Linked DNA regions of Homo sapiens: region 2 is linked to region 1. Evidence: read pairs that join two places in POLR2A ChIA-PET (ENCODE). Cell type or tissue: GM12878. All regions are shown on one strand. Each heading gives the region's core, and the rest is flanking DNA. Links, peaks and the distances in the headings are about the cores only.

Region 1 (5,388 bases), core at 168-5,167:
TATCAAAATTAATCCTCATTATGACCATGTAAGGATGGGAGAGCAATATCCTCACTTTAGAGATGAGGAAACAGGGACATAGAAAGTTCTGCAAAGAGCAAATTCAGAGAAAGACTGACAGCAGAGCACAGACTTGTAATCATTATTCCATGAGACCTCCAAATTATTCTATAAGCATTTAATTTATGTATAAATTTTAGGAGCTTACCTTGGTATAAATAAATGCTGACTAACATTGGAAGTCTGGCCTTTTCAGTATTGACTTTTGGTAATTCTGATATGTTGCTGCTGATCAGACAAGGTTGATTAGACAAGATTGAATGTGACAATAGAGAACTAGTTTTGTTCCCAGGTAAGGTGGGCAATTTGGTGTAGATGGATAAGCAGATGAGTAAATGAGTTGACATTGTTGAACTTGACCTGAGCCCTGTGCTCCCATAAAACAGCACAGTTAAGAAATCCTCACAACATTTTGTCATCCAAAATCCCCCCCAACTCTTTTTTGTTCCAGGAAAAGGTTTATGGCAAAGAGCCATCCTCCCTCATAGAGTTAGGTCAGATTGGCTGTCCACTTTCTGATGACTCCTATCACACTTGCATGGAGGCCTCCCTTGTTCACCTGTGACAAGGCCAAATATAGACCTTTCTTCTTTGGCTTGAACCTGCTCAAAGGCCAGAGACAGACCCTCCACCTCTCTTTTGTTTGTCTCATGAATGATTATCTGAGATTAGAACTACCTGTACCCTTGAATATAGCTAGACATAGAGATAAACATTTTCTTTTCGGCTAACAGAGAATTTTCCTAATTGCAAAATAACCTAACTGTAAATCACCCCATTTATAACGTGTCTACACCTCCCTATGAAAGTGTAAGGCAGGCCGGGCATGGTGGCTCACACCTGTAATCCCAGCACTTTGGGAGGCCGAGGCAGGATGATCATGAGGTCAGGAGATTGAGGCCATCCTGGCTAACGCAGTGAAATCCTGTCTCTACTAAAAATATAAAAAACTAGCTGGGCTTGGTGGCACGCGCCTGTAGTCCTAGCTACGCAGGAGGCTGAGGCAGGAGAATCGCTTGAACTTGGGAGGCGGAGGTTGCAGTAAGCTGAGATCATGCCACTGCCAGCCTGGGCAACAGAGTGAGACTCTGTCTGAAAAAAAAAAATGTGTAAGGCAAACTACCTTGCCAAGACACTGTGGGGTTTTCTCCTAGTTTTGATAGTCTGAATAACATCAATTTCCTTACTTGTTGGTTTTTATCTTTAACAGGGCTCATGGTCTTAGTGACTCAGGGTTGGTGGTCAACTTGGCAAAGATGAATCTTGCCTTATTACCTCTGAGTTTGTAACATCAAAGATAAGAAATGATTGTTCCTTTCAAACTGCAAGAATTATCTTCTCCCCCAATTACTGTCATCTTCCCCCAGGTCTGATAACTTTAATAAACTACCATCTTCTTAAAGGCTCTCTGGAGCACAGGACTTCACCTGGGCTCCGGCATCAACCAGTATTAAGTTTATCCTTAGCAGGTTCAGTGGCCTCTGAGTTTCCTGCTAAGGTGCTGAAAATGTTTGAAAACTGTGAGAATATTTAAAGCAGAAATCCCCTAAATGTGTAAGTGTGTAATGAGGTTGCAGAATTGATCTGACAAGCATCGGAAGGCTTTGCACTAAGATATATAATGCATATACTCTTTCAACATTTGCATTTCATTTAATAACATCATTTTGTTCCTCTAGAAGTCTGCTTATCCTTTGAATATAAAAGGTGTTAGGAAGAAATGTGTATTTATTCCATTTTATTTGTCACAAAGGAAGAAATCAAGCTCTTTCCTATGCTTTACTAAAATACATGCTTTCTCCAAAACAGAATTTTAGAAGCAGCAGGGAAAGGAGGTTTGCATTTGTTCTGTCTTCCATTTTTGCCATTAGAAGCAATTCTGAGATCTATATAAAAATCCATTTAAGGAGCCTTCTTTGCATTGCATTTGTGTTGTGGGTCAGATATTAAATGATTAGGAAATAGAGAATAAATAAACAAATAAATAGAGAAGTCCTGATTAACCAAATGGTTTTTGGCTTGAGTTTTTAAATCCTGACACTTGAATGTGTTATTCAGTGTTCTTTTCCTATTAAGTGTGAGTGTATTTAATGAATTCAGATTAGAAACTATTTTTAGGTTCTGTTAAAATCAGGTCTAAGACATCAGCAGGAAGTGAAATATCAAGATCTATTAATTACTGTTTCTGTAAAACTCTATAAAGCTATTATTAGAATTATTATATCCAAAGTTGTCAATATATAAATGTTTATGACTGTAGACCTTCTTATTTGGCATAGAGTCTATGCAGAAAGATCATCTACTTGTCAGTCACTTTCACTGCCCACCTCCAACCTGCTGTCATTAAAATCTCAAGCCTTACTTTCATATCTGTGTTTTCTAGTCTATCTCTAGGGAATAATTAGACAGAACCAACAGCACTGAAGATAACCAAAGGGTTGTAATGGATTTCAGAAGTAGTGAGAAATAACAACAAGCAAAGACCTTTCAGCACAATAGCGACACTGTGGCTGGATTTTGAACCTAAGCCAACTGAATTATTTTTGTAGTATGAGTATACAGTTAGGTTATGGCAAAGTTATCTTAGCCTTTTTACAAAATAACCTCTACTATGAATCAATGCATAAGATCTCAAGACTGTTGTTTATTATTTTTTCGAGGTTATTTATAGACTGAGTTAATCCAAGGTCCAAATAGCAGCACCTTCCGTTGAATGCAAATAATTCCATTTGTATTTTCGTTTTTAAAAGTTGGATGAGCTCATGGTCTACTCATGATAACAAATCCACCAAGCAAGTGTTTGATTTAATTGAACATTTCTGTTTTATAAACTTAAAGCAATTTATATTGTACTAAATGTTATTTTTTAATAAAATAAAATTTATGGTGACATTTAAAAACAATCAAAAAAGTATAAAGAATAGCACAGGGGTAATATAACATGTACCCACTACCCAGCTTCAGAAGTAGAATTTAACCTTTACATTTGAAACTCTTGTATTCTCTCCCCCAGTTACAACTCCCTCCCTTTGGAGAAACCACTGTCTTATTTATTTATTTATTTATTTATTCTTTTTTTAAATTGTACTTTAAGTTCTGGGATACATGTACAGAACGTGCAGGTTTGTTACATAGGTATACACGTGCCATGGTGGTTTGCTACACCCATCAACCCGTCATCTACATTAGGTATTTCTCCTAATACTATCCCTCCCCTACCCCCCACCCCCTGACAGGCCCTAGTGTGTGATGTTCCCCTCCCTGTGTCCATATGTTCTCATTGTTCAACTCCCATTTATGAGTGAGAACATGCGGTTGTTTGGTTTTCTGTTCCTGTGTTAGTTTGCTGAGAATGATTGTTTCCAGCTTCATCCATGTCCCTGCAAAGGGCATGAACTCATCTTTTTTTATGACTGTATAGTATTCCATGGTGTCTATGTGCTACATTTTCTTTATCCAGTCTATCATTCATGGGCATTTTGGTTGGGAACCACTATCTTAAATTTGGTGATTGATATTACCCTGCAATTATCTTCAAACATGACTGTATCCCTAAGAAATTATGCAGAATTTTATGCATCTTTTAAAACTTTACCTAAAAGGTAATATATTGTATGAAATTTTCTTCAACTTGCTGTATTTTGTCAACATATATTTGTGAGATTTATTTCTGTTGATGCATATAACTGTGGGTCATTTTTTTTAACTACTGTATAGTATTCTAGTATTCCTTTTTTTTTTTTTTTTTGAGACAGTCTTCCTCTGCCACCCAGGTTGGAGTGCAATGATACAATCACAGCTCACTGCTGCCTCTATCTCCCAGGCTCAAGGGATCCTCCCACTGTAGACACCCAAGTAGCTGGGACCACAGGTGCATGCCACCAAACCCAGCTAATTTTTTTTTTTATTATTTTTTGTAGAAATGGGGACTCACTATGTTACCCAGGCTGATCTCTAACTCTTGGGCTCAAGTGATCCTCCCATCTTGGCCTCCCAAACTGTTGAGACTACAGGTATGAGCCAATGAGCCCAGCCTGTACAGTATCCCATTTTATAACTATGCCATAACTTATCCATTTAAGATATTGCTTATTTTACAAAGTTGTTTTAATTTATATGTAATTTACCCATAGTGGCCTATAGGGGTCCCTATTGTTTCATAGCCTTGCCACCATGTGCTATGGTCAGAGTTTTCTTTTTTGCAAATTGTAAGAATATGCTAATTATTAATTTAAGTCAACATTTTATTAATATGTAAACAAATTTTAAACAACCAAATATAAAATTTGGAGCTAAATTACCATTCATAGGTATATTAATTAGAGCAGAGATAAGCAAATTTTTTCCTAAAAGGCCACATGGTACACACTGTAGGCTTTGTGTGCCATGAGATCTCTGCTGCAACTACTCAACCCTGTCACTGTAGTGCAAAAGCAGCCATAGAAAATACACAGACAAACAGGCATGGTAGTGTTGCCATAAAACTTTATTTACAATATCAGAAGGCCTATATTCAAGCTATATTTGACAACACTGAGTTAGAGTAAGTGTATCAGAGTTCTTCAGAGAGACAGAGTCAAGAAGATATATATATGTTGTTGAAGGACAAGAGAGGAAGAGTGTATCCTAGCTCCAGCAGATAGGTTGATACATTCACCTTTTTTCTGCTTTTGTTCTCTGGGGCGTCCCCCAGCAGATTGGATGATGCCAGACCACTTTCCCCACCTAGTTCATCCAGACTCACATGCTAATCTCTTCTGGAAACATCCTCACAGATGCATCCTGAAACAATGCTGATATGGTTTGGCTAGGTGCCCACCCAAATCTCATCTCAAATTGTAATCCAAATTGTAAACCTCACATGTCGAGGGAGGGACCTGGTGGGAGATGACTGGATCATGGGGGTGGTTTTCCCCATGTTGTTCTCGTGGTAGTGAGTGAGTTCTCACGAGATCTGGTTGTTTGATAAATTTCTGGTACTTCCCCCTTCTTCCCTCTCTCCTGCCACCATGTAAGACGTGCCTGCTTCCCCTTCGCCTTTCGCCATGATTGTAACTTTCCCGAGGCCTTCCCAGCCATGCAGAACTGTGAGTCATTTAAACCTCCTTTCTTAATAAATTACCCAGTCTAAGATAGTATCTTTATAGCAGTGTGAGAATGAACTAATACAAATGCCTTACCAGGTTTCTAGGTATTCTTTAATCCAGGCAAATTGACACCTAAAATTAACCATCACAGTAAGTAACACTAAATGCTGTAATAAATCGTCTCCAAATTTCAGTGGATTAACACAATAAAGATTTATTTCTTATTTAAGCAAAATCCAAG
Region 2 (5,388 bases), core at 255-5,254, 85 kb before region 1:
TATGAATACAAAGGAATTTCTTAATCTAAAAAAAGCATCTACAAAAATGTAACAAAATGCTTAATGATGAACCAGTAGAAACAACTTCTTTGCAACAAGTAGAAAATGTAGAACTTAAAATATCATTTAAACTAGCATCCCACAAATAAAAAGTATCTAGGAATAAAATGAAAAAAATATATACGAGACATCCTCTGACTGATCTACTAATTTAATGCAACTCCAAACACAAACTTGAACAGGGAAACTGAGAAAGACTAAAAAAGATCAAGACACTTCTAGAAAAGGAAGAAAAAAACAAAAGATGGGGCTTGCAAAACTGCTACAATGCAAGGTAAAAAAACTAACGTACTGGCAAACGGGCAGACAAACAGGCAGAGGGGGCAGACTCCACACACCAGAAACCAATGCATGCATTTATGAAACTGATGCATGCTGGGAGCAGCACTGTGAAATTAGTGTGAAATGAAGAGATGACTCATTCAATAAACTGTGGTCAAACAACTGCTCATATCTATTTGAGAAAAAATTAAATTGGACTCGATCTCATACAAGACTCAAAAATCAATTACAGATGGGTTAAAAACTCAAAGGTGTGAAACTAAAACCTTTCAGAGGATATTTTTATGAACTCAAAATCATAAAGGAGTTTTTTAACTAGACAGAGAAAATGTAAACCATAAAGAAAAAGAATGACAGCTTTGGCCATATTGAAATTAAAACTTTTCTAAGAAAACTGGGAGAAAAATATTTGCAATCCATATCTAACAAAGGATTTCTATCTAGAATACATAGTCTCAAAATTCAATAGTAAAAAGCAACAGTCCAATCAGAAAATGGGCAAATGACAAACAGATATCTCACCAAGAAGGATATACAGATGGTAAAAAAGCATATGAAAAGATATTCAACATCATTAGCCATGGGAAAATGTAAAATAAAACCACAATGAGATATCACTACATATCTACCAGAAAGACAAATAAAAAACAATAACACCAAATGCTGGTGAGGGTGCAGAGAAAATAGATCTCTCATATATCACTGGTGGGACTGTAAAAGTGGTACAGCCACTCAGGAAAAGTGACTGGAAGTTTCTTATCAATCTAAACAACCCAAAAATTGCTCTCCTCAGAATTTATCCCAGAGAAATGAGAACTTAGGCTCACGTAAAAACTTGTTCAAAAATGTTCATAGTAACTTTTTTTTTTTTTTTTTTTTTGAGACAGAGTCGCACTCTGTTGCCCAGGCTGTAGTGCAGTGGCCCAATTTCGGCTCACTGCAACCTCTGCCCTCCGAGTTCAAGTGATTCTCTTGCCTCAGCCTCCCAAGTAGCTGGGATTACAGGTGCCTGCCACCACACCTGGCTAATTTTTATGTTTTTAATAGAGACGGGGTTTCACCATCATGGCCAGGCTGGGCTTGAACTCCTGACCTTGTGATCCACCCACCTCAGCCTCCCAAAGTGCTGGGATTACAGGTATGAGCCACCGCATCCGGCCATCATAGTAACTTTATTCTTAACAGCCACAAACTGGAAACAACCCAGACATCCTTCAACGTGTGAATGGTTAAACAAACTGCAGTACCTTTATACCCTGGCATATTACTCAGGCAGAGGGAATAAACTATTGATACATGCAACTTGGATGGATTTTAAGGAAATAGGCTGAGTTAAAAAAAAAAAAAAAAAAAAAAAAGCAATCTCAGCCAGGCACAGTGGCTCATGGCTGTAATCCCAGCAGTTTCAGAGGCCAAGTAGGGCAGATCACCTGAGGTCAGGAGTTCAAGACCAGCCTGGCTAACATGGTGAAACCCTGTTTCTACTAAAAATACAAAAAATTAGCCGGGCTTAGTGGCATGTGCCTGTAGTCCCAGCTACTCAGGAGGCCGAGGCGGGAGAATCGCTTGAACTCAGGAGGCGGAGGTTGCAGTGAGCCGAGATCACGCCACTGCACTCCAGCCTGAGTGACAGAGTGAGACTCCATCTCAAAAAAAAAAAAAAAGGGCAATCTCATCGGCTGGGCATGGTGGCTCACATCTGTAATCCCAGCACTTTGGGAGGCTGAGGCGGGCGGATCATGAGGTCAGGAGTTCAAGACCAGCATGGCCAACATGGTGAAACTCCATCTCTACTAAAAATTAAAAAAATTAGCCAGGCGTCTTGGTGCACACCTGTAATCCCAGCTACTAGGGAGGCTGAGGCAGGAGAATTGCTTGAACCTAGGAGGTGGAGTTTGCAGTGAGCCAAGATCGCGCCATTGCACTCCAGCCTGGGCAACAAGAGCAAAACTCCATCTCAAAAAAAAAAAAAAAAAAAAAGAAAGAAAAAAGAAAAAGCAATCCAACAGAAAAATGGGGAGAGGTGGTCCCCAGAGTAAGGTGCCCCTGCCTCCCAACAAAGTCTCTGCAGGTCTGGCAAGGCAGTAGGGGGTGGAAGGAGAGCTTCTCATCCCTTCTGTTATTTAGGCCTTGACAACCACTGTGCAACATCCAACCATGAGACTTGTATATCCTCTGGGAGCTGAGGGGCATGTCCCTCACTATTCTTTTACAAAACCCAATTAGTTGTGATATCTAAACACAGAAGAATTGACGGAGAATCTGTGGGGAACACATGTTCTCTTCCCTTACTACATGCACACAGCCTGTTATCTGGGATGGAACAGATGACAGTCATGGATGGGCCCATCCGCCTCCCACGAGAAGGAAAAATCACAACATGGTGCTATGGTCTACATGTTGGTATCCCCCCAAATTTATATGTTGGAACCTAATGCCCAGTGTAATAGTATTAACGGTGGGGACTTTGGAAAGTGATAAATAATGAGGGCTCCATCCTCATGAATGGGACCAGTGCCCTTATTTTAAAAAAGGCTCAAACAAGCTCCCCAGCCTCTCTACCTTATGTGAGGGTACAGCAAGAAGGTATCATCTTCGAAGCAGAAAGCAAGTCCAGGCCAGGCGCGGTGGCTCATGTCTGTAATCCCAGCACTTTGGGAGGCTGAGGCGGGCGGATCACGAGGTCAGGAGTTCGAGACCAGCGTGAACAACATGGTGAAACCCCACCTCTACTAAAAATACAAAAATTAGCTGAGCATGGTGGCACACACCTGTAATCCCAGCTACTCAGGAGGCTGAGGCAGGAGAATCACTTGAACCCGGGAGGCAGAGGTTGCAGTGAGCTGAGATTGTGCCACTGCAATCCAGCCTGGGTGACAGAGCGAGACTCCAGCTCAAAAAAAAAGAAAGAAAGAAACCCCTCACCAGACAGTGAATCTGCTGGTGCCTTGATCTTAAACGTCCCATTCTCCAGAACTGTGAGCAATAAATTCCTATTGTTTATAAATTACTCAGTCTAAGGTATTTTGTTATGGCAGCACAGGCAGACTAAAACACATGGTGATGCCAGCAGCTCCAGACCCCTACAACTACAGCCTCTTAAAGTACCTCTAATCTCTATCCTTGTACTTCCCCATCCCCAAACCCAACATTAGAGGTATCTGAGCATAAGTCCCCTATTCAAAACTCTTCACTGGGATTTCCCACAGCATCAGAAGCCCTTTTGTCAATGCTTGTATTAGTCTGTTCTTGCAATGCTATAAAGAACTACCTGAGACTGGGTAATTTATAAAGAAAAGTGGTTTAACTGGCTCGCAGTTCTCCAGGCTCTACAGGAAGCATGGCTGGGGAGGCCTCAGGAGACTTACAATCATGGTGGAAGGCAAAAGGAGGCAGGCACATCCTACATGACTGGAGCAGGAGGAAGAGAGAGAAGAGAGAGGTACTATACACTTTTAAACAACCAGAGCTTGAGAGAACTCACTATCCTGAGAACAGCAAGTGGGAAATCTGCCCCCATGAACAATCACCTTCAACCAGGCCCCTCCTCCAACACTGGGGGTTACAATTCAACATGAGATTTGCTCAGGAACACAAATCCGAACAATATCAGTGCCCCTGCCCAAACCTCCATCTTATGGCACAGGCAACTTCACACCTGTAATGCCACCACATAACCAACTCCTGGCACATGTCCTTGAACATGCAGCTCCAGCTCTCCCTGCCTTCACCCATGCATGCCGCACTGTGGAATGTCCTCTCCTAAAGCGAGTTGAGTTATCCTCTGAGACCCAACTCAGATGCCACCTGTTTCTTGGAGCCTTCTATGAACCAAGTGAATTGCTCCTTCTCTGGGACACACCTGAACCACCTCTACTCTCACGCTTAGCCCACTGAATTATAACTAACTCTGGTCCTCTCCCTGACTATAAGATTCCCAGGGACAGGGTCCATTCATCTCCTCTTTAATATTTGGGGTGTGGCACTGTTATGCATTAAAAGTTTGCTGACTTGGGTCCATTGATGTTACTAAATCAGAATGTGGTTTTTTGTTTTTGTTTTTGTTTTTTTTTAGATTTATACCTATTTATCCAACGTATCTTTACTGTCCCTAAATTCCAAATTCCACAGTAAGCCTTCCAAAAAAGAGGTCAAGCACTCTGGACCTATTTCACCAAATAAATAATACTTCAGTTATATATAATCATACAGCCAAAGCTGAGAGTTGTAATTCATATAAACACATACCCAGAAGATCCTAGTGTTTCATATTGAAAATAATGGGCAACAGATTAGAGGTGTGGTTGAAGTTTATACCACAAAGATGATGTTTTTGGTGCATAAATTTCTTTGTCTTTAAAATACTGGCATTTTAACATTCATTTAAATGGAAAAGATATTATTAGCTTCTATCTTAATTAAGTTTTAAATCAAGGAACATCCTGAGGCTTTTCTAAATTTTTTTTACTGATCATTAAAAAGCAAGTGTGCACACACGCACACAAAAAGCAACAATGCATCTTCAATGATTATTTTCCTAGGCCCTCAAAGTTGCTTTCAGCAGGATGCAACAAGCTCAGTGACCAGGTTTACAGAATAAATGTTAAAAAGCCTTTGCTACCAGAGCTGGCAATTCAAGTCTAAATTCAGTGGCATTTTTATTTTGTTGCCTGTTTTTAAGAAGTGTAGGACAACCCAAAAAGATCAATTTTCCAAATATCTGAAAGTATATAATTTACATAAGTATGCTAAGTTAGAGTATATTATAACTTACAAATGATGCCTCATCTTCTATTGTGCATTCTTGAGTCCACTCTCTCAGGCCTGAAAACAAGCATTCTTTAACAAAGAGGAGACTTTGATAGGGTATGACCTACCAAAAATATGATTACATGTGTGTTTTTAGTGGAGTGAGAAAGATCCTAAGAGCTTTAAAAAATTAATTTGGGAAGGGAATGGAAGTAGATTAAACAATATCACATGGTTGTCCTGTCATTTAAATACAAAGCAGAGATAAACTCTAATAAAGAAAGTCAATGACCCTCT

What was found. ChIA-PET counts read pairs that join two places held together with the same protein. Peaks named below come from ENCODE experiments on the same cell type or tissue, not always from the same donor. Only the 100,000 strongest peaks of a DNase experiment are listed, where the experiment ranks them.
Region 2: POLR2A ChIA-PET joins it to region 1 with 6 read pairs; 7 of 35 experiments call an interaction of 5 or more read pairs at or near these places.

Annotation. Positions count from the first base shown.
Region 1 is chr20:10,356,993-10,362,380 of GRCh38, reverse strand. No RefSeq gene overlaps it. Among named protein-coding and RNA genes, the nearest start is that of MKKS, 75 kb to the left of the region's middle. In GM12878, for the core only: no CTCF peak of the experiment used is centred there; a DNase peak (open chromatin) is centred at 2,440.
Region 2 is chr20:10,442,246-10,447,633 of GRCh38, reverse strand. All of the region lies in intron 1 of SLX4IP (SLX4 interacting protein), which reads right to left. Among named protein-coding and RNA genes, the nearest start is that of SLX4IP, 9.6 kb to the right of the region's middle. In GM12878, for the core only: a CTCF peak has its summit at 368; a DNase peak (open chromatin) is centred at 423; H3K4me3 peaks cover 702 bases; H3K27ac peaks cover 1,747 bases.